Regions from separate parts of the Homo sapiens genome. Here region 1 is linked to region 2. Evidence: chromatin contacts called from ENCODE Hi-C or POLR2A ChIA-PET data. All regions are on one chromosome and are shown on one strand. Each heading gives the region's core, a stretch centred on a gene start or an enhancer-like site at or near the end of the contact. The rest is flanking DNA. Distances are from core to core; before and after follow the strand shown. Region 1 overlaps LOC105369905 (a long non-coding RNA gene). Region 2 has its middle 88 kb from the start of LINC02397.

Region 1 (5,299 bases), core at 1,970-4,469, 40 kb before region 2:
CATCAGTTTTCTGGCTGAAAGCCAGCCTTATTTTCTGGTGAAGAGAGATCATTGGTGATTTTAATAAGTTAGACTATTTTATCAAGGAGCTGGGGGATCTACTGCTGGGCAAAGAAAAAAGTGGGCAACTTCAAAAGAATTACTTTTAATTTACTCTGAGATATTTGCTGGGGGTGTGAAAATGAATTGGGAAGGCAAGTGTATGCCTGCTTATTTGTTAATGATTTCGTGGACTCATAGCAAAAGTTGGGAGGGGATGTTTGAGGTCATCTAATCTACGTGGCTTCAAAATCTTTATTCTTTATAATAGCCTACCTTTTTTGAAATACACTCTTTTGTTGAACTCCAATGCAAAACATGTAAAAGTAGAGATGAGAGTGGAAGAGATGGAATGGAGGGTCAAGAGCATGATCACTTAGGTTTGTGCCTCTCTCCACCCACTTGGTTTTTCCATGAGATGCTTCTCTTCTACGGATTCAGTTCGAAAACTCCTGATTGAATCCAGCCTCCTCATTTTATAAACAGGAGATCGGGTGACTCGCTCAGAATCATGCAATTGGTTATCTCACTGGAGCAGCTCTCTGCAGAATAATCTCTGCACTAAGCCACACTTGGAGTATGAATTGTGACTCTCCTGCCTCCTTAGCCCCTCTAGCCCTTCCCATCTCTCCTGTCAACAGCGTTCCACTCATTACCTTATCCCCGCATGACTCAATAGCCTGTGTCCATATCGCTGCAATTTTCATGACAGTTTAAAGAAAAACACATCTGTCTCCATATACCAATGAGGGCTCAGTAGGGAACACTGATTACATCCTCCACAATGAGGGCCCCAGGGGCTGCTGCTCCCAAACATGCCCTGAGTGCAAGGGTTCTAGTCTGTCACCAACATGGAGAAAATCTCTCTTGTCACATTTTATTGTATTCACTGGCCACGGGACAGGACGGAGTAATAAGAAATTCTGTGCAGGCCTCAGGTTGTTTTGAATTCTGCTTCTGTTTTTCAGAACTGATATTATTTCTGGCCCTTGATAAGCGATAAATTCTCATATCCTGTTTTGTGAGATTTTTAATCATGTGCAGTTAATAGGCTGATACAAAGTGTGAGAGTATCCATCACCTAAATAAAAGAAATTATAGTTTTACATGGACTTGTATTCCTAAATTTCACCAATTTTTAGAGCTAGATACAATCTTAAGAGAATTTCTCATTTAATTTTTTCTCTATGAGGAAACTCATGCCCAGAGTAATGAAGGGCTGGGTCTACCATGAATCAGCTGGTTCAAGGTGTGAACTAAGTCTCTCTCACTTAAGGTACATTCCTTAGTTGGGTTGGTTTAATTGAAGAAATATGCATTGAGTGTCCTCCAGGGCAAAATACCCATGAGAGACAGACAGAGATTTTTCTATTTCCTTGATGGGGTAGGGCAGACAATGAAGACCCTCCACTAAATATGAGCAGCCATTGTGCACATATGGTACTGAGAATGACAACGAGTCTACACAAATCCATCTCTTTTGGAGAGATGATGTGACTGTAAATGATAATGATGAGGAAGACGAACTTTTATAGTATTAGCTTCATCCACAAACAGGAAATTATTATTGCTATTTTTCTATCTTTGAAGGGAGTCTGTTAGAGATGGCAGCAACATGGATGGAGCTGGAGGCCACTGTCTTAAGTGAACTAATGCAGGAACAGGAAGCCAAACACCGCATGTTGTTACTTATAACTGGGAGCTGAACATTGAATATGCATGGACACAGAGAAGGGAACAATAGACACTGGGGCTTACTAGAGGGTGGAGGGTAGGAGGGTGAGAATCAAAAAACTACCTATTGGGTAGTATGGTAATTACCTGGGTGATGAAATAATATGTACACCAAACTCCCTTGACATGCAGTGTATTTATAGAGCAAACCTGCACATGTAACCCTGAAACTAAAAGTTAAAAAATAAATTAAAAAAAAAAGTGGCTGGGCGTGGTGGCTCACGCCTGTAATCCCAGCATTTTGGGAGGCCGAGGCAGGCAGATCACGAGGTCAGGAGATAGAGACCATCCTGGCCAATATGGTGAAACCCTGTCTCTACTAAAAATACAAAAACTTAGCTAGGCATGGTGGTGTCCACCTGTAGTCCCAGCTACTCAGGAGGCTGAGGAGGAGAATTGCTTGAACCCGGGAGGCGGAGGTTGCAGTGAGCCGAGATTGTGCCACTGCACTCCAGCCTGAGCAAAAAGAGTGAAACTCCATCTCAAAAAAACAAAAACAAAACAAAACAGGAACAACAACAAACAAACAAAAAAACAAAAGAAAAAAAAATTATCCACACACGCAAAAAGAGTTTGGGTTCTGGAGCTGGACTACCTGGGTCTCAATCCCTGTCCTGCCTGTTACTGGCTGTGTGGTCCTCATTGAATCAGTTAACCCCACTGTACCTCAGTTTCCTCATCTGTAAAGTAGGTTAGTATGAGTAAACAGCTCAGAGTTTTGTTCTGAAGATTAAATGAATACATTCTAGTGCAGCTGCTAGAATAGACTGGTATACAGTAAGCATTTAATAAATGTTACCTATTATTATCCTTTATAGATTAAAGGCATCCTGTAAACTCTAGTTGAACATCTAACTTCTAATTGCTTAAGTGGATTCCAGCAGCTGTCTTATATGCTCAGGAAGCTTTAAAACATCACAATTCACTGGTAGCCTCTTCTGGGCAGGTATTATTGCTATTGAAGGTCAGAATTAGTGGGAGGTCTATTTTCTGCAACTTTATTCATGCAGCATGCATTCTTGGATGTTACTAACGTGGCACACCCTGGGCCAGGTGAACTAGGGGTTGGGGGAAGAGTAGGGTGAGGATGCAAAGATGAACATGGTATCAGTTCTTCAAGGGCTTGGGGGTGTGAGGTGGAGTAGGGTAGGGATGCAAAGAAGCGTAAAATAGCTTTTGCCTTCAAAGAGTTCACTGTCCTGAGAGAGGGATGATCAGTAAACAAATAGTGACAAAGCAGGGAGACATGTACAAAGTGCTAAGGGAGCACAGAAGAGGAAGTGACTGAGACAGACTGAGGAGACCAAGAAAGGCTTCGCACAGGAAATGACATATAAACTGGGTCACACAGGATGAGTAACTGTCTGGTAGAAGAGAGGGGGTGAGTTTCTAGGCAGGGGCACTACATGCGCAAAGGCACAGAGGCATGACACATGAAAGCCACAATATTTGGCAGGGTGAGCAGTTCAGAAGGATGTTTACAAAATGCCCTGGTTCAAGGACGTGTCATTGCCCAAGCTCCTTACTGTAGCTGGTGGAGCCTGGCAGGGGGCGGTCCCTGCCCACCGTCCCGAGCCCATCTCTTACTTCCCAACCCTGGCCACACTTGTTCCTTTTTGTGCCTGGATCACCACAGCAGAGTTCTACTTCAGGGCTGCTGCACATTCTGCTTCTTATTTGTAGAATATTCTTCCCAACCTATTTTCATGGCCAATCCCTTCTCTATCCTCAGGTCTTACCTCCTCAGGAAGATCATCCATGGCCACTTTCCCTGATGCAAGTCCCCTGTTATTCCCCATCACAGCATCTATCACTAGGAATGTATTGTGACCTGTAATTATTTTACCTCTCACCATGTTTTTTACCTGCTTCTCTGGAAGGTAGCATGAGACATCAGGGTCAGGACACCAACTGTCTTGTTCCTGGTGTATCTCTAGTATCCTAGTCAGTTCCTGACACAGCACTCAATCGAAGTTGTTGAATGAAGAAATAAAAGTATCAGTGAATGAATGAATGAATGAGAAATTTGGAAAGAGATTGGTTTGAATATCTTCCGTTGGTTTCTCCAGGTCCACTACCCTTCTCTATTCAATTCTGTGTCATGGAAAGCTGCTTGTGTGGGCCACCTCAATATCTTCCCTCTGTGTTGGATTCAGTAAATAGGGCGCAGGTAAGGGTGAGAGGAGAGGGGTCAGGGTGGCCTTGAGCTGGCTGCATTCCTTCCCTGAAGGTCTCAGCAAGGGCCCTCTCCACACAGCCTCTCTCTTTCCTCCTTTCCACCACTTTAGGCCTGCGGTCGGGGGGCAGGCACCTCCTCCCATCTTTCCACATTACTATCCCTCGTAGTTTCTCTAGAGTCCACCTACATCTTTGTAGTCCTTCTATTAATCTCTCTTCAAACTACCTATGCCAGTCTGTTTCTTACCAGGGCTGGGGCCAGGTTAGAAAGTACCTTATGTGCCTGTAAGTAGCTCACACCATATTCATTTGACAACAGAGAACTGTTAAAGGTAGATCCTTCTGCAGGTGCTATGGACTGAATATTCACATGTTGAAATCCTAACCCCCAATGTGATGATATTGGGAGGTAGGGCCTCTGAGAGGTATTTAGGTCATAAGAGTGGAGCCCCTATGAATGGAATTGGTGTTCTTATAAAAGGGACCCCAGAAAGCTAGCTAGCTCTTTTTCCACCTGCTGAGGACACAGCAAGAAGACAGCCATCTACGGACCAGGAAACAGGCCCTCGCAAGACACCAAATGTACTGGTATCTTGATCTTGACCTTTCCAGTCTCTGGAACTCTGAGAATTAGGTGTTTGTTGTTTAAGCTGCCCAGCCGCTGGTACTCTGTGATAGTGGTGTAAGCTGACCAAGACAGCAGAGGTGTGGCATAACCCAAAGGCAAGGCTAACACACAGCATCAGCGTAGGGAATGCCCTCCAAGCTTTCAGTAACATGCCCCATCATGTTGGAGCATGTCCCACTCATATATTCATATCTCTTTATGTGTAAGTTTTTTGTTTCTTTTTTTTGAGGCAGAGTCTCACTCTGTCACCCAGGCTGGAGTGCAGTGGCAGGATCTCAGCTCACTGCAACCTCCGCCTCCCTGGTTCAAGTGTTCTCCTGCTTTAGCCTTCTGAGTAGCTGGAATTACAGGTGCACACCACCACACCTGGCTAATTTTTGTATTTTTGGTAGACACGGGGTTTCGCCATGTTGGCCAGGCTGGTCTTAAACTCCTGACCTCAAGTGATCCGCCCTCCTCGACCTCCCAAAGTGCTGGGATTACAGGCATGAGCCACCGTGCCAGGCTCTGTTTATGTGTAATTTATATACGTGCATGCTTGTACTAATAACTTTTGTACAGTATAAAGTACATATGTGGATATTAAAAAGCATAAGAGAGAGGTAAAATTTGATTTTCAATTTTTATCTCACCAAAAGCCATTGATATGGTTTGACTCTTTGTCCCCACCAAATCTCATGTTGAACTGTGATCTTCAGTGTTGGAGGAGGGGCCTAGTGA
Region 2 (5,052 bases), core at 2,104-4,603:
AGAGAATAAAGTCCTGTGATGGAGCAGAGCTGACAGGTGCAGAGTGTTCAGAAAGGCAAGAACATCAAAGTTAGAAAGGAGTTGTCAAAAAAACCTTCACAGAGCCGATGCCACTTCATTTCTTCATCTACTCAACTGCTGTTTGTTGGGGCTTTCCACATGCCAGGAACTCTAGGTTCTGGAGAACCATCAGTGGATGAAAGGCATGGCTCTTGCTCCCACGAGCTTATATTCTACCAGGAAGAATCGGACAGAGAATATGGAAAACATTCATAGAAATATACATTTAGATAGAGATAAATACTATGGAGAAAAGAATAGAATGTAATGAACTAAAAAGTGATAAGAGGCTGGGAAGACTCTTGTAGACATCATGGTGAGGGAAAACTCTCAGAAAAGTGACATTTGAGCTGTTTGTTGAAGAAATAAATGAATCTTCCTCTCTTCTGCAGCTCTGGAGAGAAAAGGTTTAACAACCAGATTAAACCATTCAAAGGATTCCACAGAACAGGTGGTGCACTGAGTTTATTAGAACCTCCACAAGGCATAAGAAACAAATCTTTCTGTTTCACTTTCTTTCTTCAACATTTGCAATAAGACGCAGACTCAAAGAACTTTTCTTTCTGACCCAAATACTGTGGGTATGCCTACAACACAGAGAAAATAAAAAATACTCTGAGTGAAGAGACCCTTCTCTGTAGTTTCTAAAGTCAAAAATCCTTATCAATGAAAAATAATTGATGGTATCCTCAAATCCTATGGCTTTTTCAACATATGAGGGAAAAATATAACAGAATTGTCTTGTGGGTGGCATCCTGAAAGTTTATTCAGGGAACTGAATTCAGCATGTTGGGAATGCAACTATAACTAAGACAAATTTCATAAAGGTCTTATCTTCTAGTTGGAGGAAATAGATAATAAATTAGTAAACAGGAAAATAAAAAAGGTTTATGAGAGTGATAATTACTATTTATAAAATAAAGGGGGCAGGGTAAGGGGATAGAAAATAGAGAAGGAAGAGCAAATTTAGAAAAAGAATCACCTCCTAGGAAGTGATTTTTTAATTTTTATTTTTTGAGATGGAGTCTTGCTCTGTCACCCAGGCTGGAGTGCAGTGGTGCGATCTTGGTTCACTGCAACCTCTGCTTCCTGGGTTCAAGAGATTCTTGTGCCTCAGCCTCTTGAGTAGTTGGGATTACAGGCATGTGTCACCATGCCTGGCTAATTTTTGTATTTTAAGTAAAGACGGGGTTTCACCATGTTGGCCAGTCTGGTCTCAAACCCCTGACCTCAGGTGATCCACTCACTTTGGCCCCCCAAAGTGCTGGGATTACAGGCATGAGCCACTGCGCCAGGTCCAGGAGGTGATATTTGAGTGGAGACCTGAGAGGTGAGGAGATGCCAGTCCCATGAGGGAGAAGCCTCGGGGAGAGTGCCCCTGCAGTGGCCGCAGCACGTGGGAGAACACTGAGTTGAAAATGAGCCTGGTGGGAAGGCCAGTGTGGCTGGGGTGGGGTACAGTGTGAAGGAGGTGAGTGATGAGGCCACCTGAGAAGACAGGGCCTTGTACATGGCAGGAAGGAGTTGGAAGTTGTTCTAAGTGCAGAGGGAAACCAGTGAGAGGTTTGGAGCAGGAGACTGATGTGGTATAATGAAATTAACCTTTCAGCAGGATCACTGACCCTGATGCAGAAAATGGAAGCAAGGGTATATTTGGATCCTGGAATGGTTCTCGACACAGAAGGCATTAGAGAAATATTTCATGAAAGAATTCATCAACCAATAATCCATTAAAAACTAAGACAGTTCTGACCTTTAAAAAGGTTGTTTTCTTATTCCCCAAGATCAATGTTATCTGGCATTTTCAATGGATCCAGCTTGTTGTTCACAAGATATAGGAACAAATGTTTCTTCACTTTGAAGAAGCAGGGAGTCAGTCGGCCGGGAGTGTGGTTTATTCAGCAGAGGCATAATTTCTCACTTCTATACTTTGCTATTTACAGCACACCATTTTTATAAACACAGCATTTAGGCCAGAAAAGGAAGTCCATTTGGCCTATACAGCTCTTATATCAAGAGAAAAATTTCTCCCAAATTTTCTCATCATTCTGAATGAACTAAGGTCCTCAAAAAGTGCACACTCAGTTCTCTTGTTGGAGACAAGATTTATAAACAGTTTATGCACCACACATTTAGTTTTGCCACAGTGGCAGCAGCAGGATAAATAAAACTAGGCCTTTTTGTTCAGTGATTTAAAATGTAAGAAAATGAATGTGCACTTGCATTGTTATAGGGGAGGAAGGAGAACGTCATTCCTGAAGAGTGCTGAGCAAAGTTTCATTTCCTAAGCTCAAATCCCTTTGCTCCTCTTTTGGAAAGCCCATAACTCCCCTTGGGAGATATAATTTTTCTTGTGGAGTAAGGAAAAAGAACTAAGACTTACTCTCATTAGAGAAGCTGGAAGTCTTGGTTCCTGGTTTTCATTATTTTGGGTTTCTGTTTGAAGATGTGTAATCTTGGAAAACATTTAATGGTGACCTTGGGACTTTCTGCTTGAAGTTTTCAAATGATCCAGATGACCATGTGAGACAGAAATCCTCTCTTTAAGGAGCATTTTAGGAAGACAATAGGACTTAATGTCAGAGCCTGGGAGTTGAGTCTTGTCACCATTATACTTATTGTGTGGGTTTTAGCAAGTCACAGAAGTCATCCTACAGGACGGTGAAGAGCCGATGAATCTGGTGTTTGGTGATTGCCAGGCACTTTGACAATAGTGATTATTGATCATTGTTCTGATTATCATCGTTTTTACTCTCCTGGTAGATTTATTCTTTGGGGGAACTTGTTTTCCCCAACAGACTTACTTATTTGAGGTTTTTGTACCATTCTTATTTTGGAGGAGAATGTTCTAGTTACTGAATTCAATATAACAAACATTTAAATTTTAAAATAAAGAAGATTACGTATTAGAAGGGGTTAACAAGATAGGTTGGTATTAACTTAATCTCACATAAATTGAGGAAAGAAGCAGGAAGAAAGTGCATGCCATGAGTTAACAAAGACTATGTAGCATGAATTCTGTCAGGGAGAACCATGGAAAAGACTCCGTGGGGAAGTGGTGGCAGAGAAAAGAGCTCTGTTACCTGCACAGGGGTGAGACAGGCTGGAAAGGCCCTGGCCAGGAAGTAGACCGACCTCCTGTGAAGGGGCAGGCACAGGACACGTAGGGGTCAGGCAGGAAGTCCAGACCAGCACGTACAATATGCCTCTGGTAAGTGTGGCAGTGGCCAGCATGGGATTTTCCAGCATAGCTGTCAGCATCAGAGACCGAGAGCAGAAGGAAGGGCAAGTTTCCACAAGCCCAGTGACAGGAGCACGGGAGTGAGTGATAATAACAGCTTCTGGCAGCCAGGCAGTAGCTAATCAGGACCAGAAAATCTGGCATGAGTAGCAGGGTCTCAGAAAGCTCCCCCACCACTATCTTCTACCCCTACACACACACACACACACACACACACACACACACACACACACGTCTCCACTCTCTCTTCTGTTATAACTATTTATTGAGCAAAGGCTCTAAAATCAGAATGCCTGTTTGAGTTCTGGTTCCACCATGGAATGGCTGTGTGTCCTTGGAAGAGTTCCTCAAACCCTCTGTAGCATGGGTCTGCTGACTATGTAGGGCTCTCCAGCATCGCCGTGTTGTGAACGGGAGGGGTAATCATGTGTAGGAGTTGTGTGCCAGAGTCTGGCCCATAATACATGCTCAACAAATAGGTTGAACAGGAATGAAACTAAGAGATCAGTCTTAGAGCCAAATCTGGGCTCACACATGAGAATCAAGATGGCTCTCACAACAGAGATGTAACGTGGAGCAATGGCAAGCCTTGGCTAGTCGTGGATCTCAGAGGGTGGAGTTGGTTACCTTGACATCTCTTTTGTCTGAATTGGGGTTCATTCTATAGATTGGCATAGGGTTGGGCTTCAGATGAGGGTCAAGGAGAGGGATGCAGCATCTAGAGGCCTGGCAGGTACACAGTCCCATAGCGGGTAGGAGTGCAACAGAACAGCATTCTGGGGTGGTGGCAGGGGCTGCAACAGGGTAAAAAACACATAGGCAGGCTGGAAAGTCAGATGATAAAGGCTGAGGAGTGAGTGGGTCACTAGAAGGTAAAAACAGCCATCCAATCATCTCCAAGAAGTCCTGAGGTCAAATTCCAGAGAGTTGGAGGTTGGCCAAAAAGATAAGCAGGATTGAGTGAGGACTCTTGGGAAGCAGGCAGACTTGAGTAGGCTGTTGGTTTAGAAATAGATGGTGGTAGTGAGGGAGAAATTAAATAAACAAGCATGATTTGTGGTACAAGTTACAGAAGAGAAAGGAAGACAGGGATCAAGTGCTGGTGTGGAGTTATTTATGGAATGAAGGAATAATGATTCTTTGATCACATTAGTAGTTAATGTTTGAGTATAGATAGGTGGAGGAAGGTTGCAGGAGGGAGGAAGTGTTCCTCTCCCAAAAAGGGAGGGTGAAGATCTAGAGAAATAAAGAGGTAGAAAAGGGAGAAATGAGGAAGGCTTTCTCTGATGGCCTCATTCTCAGTGAAGAATGACACAAAGTCATTCTGGAGGGGGCAGGGGAGGTGCAAGGTGGAGGCCTGAGGAAAAGGTGTCAGATAGTGACTGTGGGGAATTTTTGAGGGAGCTAACTGGAGATGAATCATTCCATGGTCATGATTTCTGCATATCTGGAATGCACCTACTCCAGGCTCAGGCTCAAATGGAAACTGAAAATTGCCCCAACTAATGGCCTGACATAGCAAAACCAAGCTCATCCTCCCCCACTCCAGCTCAGACAAATCACATGCATTGCTTGTCCCCATTTCCTGCCATAAGCTGTCCCCTTAACACTATTCTGTTGGTCTCACTCCCACTTCACCCTAGACAGGGCTCTCAGAGATTGCCCAGGCAACCTGGAGTCCTGTGATCTTTTCTTAGTCACTTTTCTGGCCATCTTTGGGGAATAAACAACAACACTTCTTTTTGAAATGT

Evidence for each region. Hi-C counts contacts between places; a loop is a spot of excess contacts on that map. ChIA-PET counts read pairs that join two places held with the same protein, here RNA polymerase II (POLR2A). Pooled maps may share reads with other maps.
Region 1: a map of natural killer cell shows a loop between it and region 2 (2.9-fold over the local background). The contact joins two enhancer-like sites. A Hi-C loop is called at or near these places in 1 of 168 maps with a recorded cell type or tissue (natural killer cell), 1 of 37 single-sample maps with no recorded cell type and 10 of 50 pooled maps. POLR2A ChIA-PET finds 5 or more read pairs at or near these places in 6 of 52 experiments (CD4-positive, alpha-beta T cell, GM10248, activated CD4-positive, alpha-beta T cell and 3 more).

Annotation. Positions count from the first base shown.
Region 1 is chr12:92,591,876-92,597,174 of GRCh38, reverse strand. The region is part of intron 1 of LOC105369905 (a long non-coding RNA gene); the gene reads right to left. Among named protein-coding and RNA genes, the nearest start is that of PLEKHG7, 110 kb to the left of the region's middle. RefSeq lists enhancers at 3,377-3,476, 2,716-3,915. Within about 2 kb of position 3,219, at least 14 of the 41 ENCODE cell types and tissues checked have a DNase peak (open chromatin) inside an H3K27ac peak, as active enhancers do.
Region 2 is chr12:92,551,817-92,556,868 of GRCh38, reverse strand. No RefSeq gene overlaps it. Among named protein-coding and RNA genes, the nearest start is that of LINC02397, 88 kb to the right of the region's middle. RefSeq lists enhancers at 3,229-3,418, 4,548-4,987. Within about 2 kb of position 3,353, at least 19 of the 41 ENCODE cell types and tissues checked have a DNase peak (open chromatin) inside an H3K27ac peak, as active enhancers do.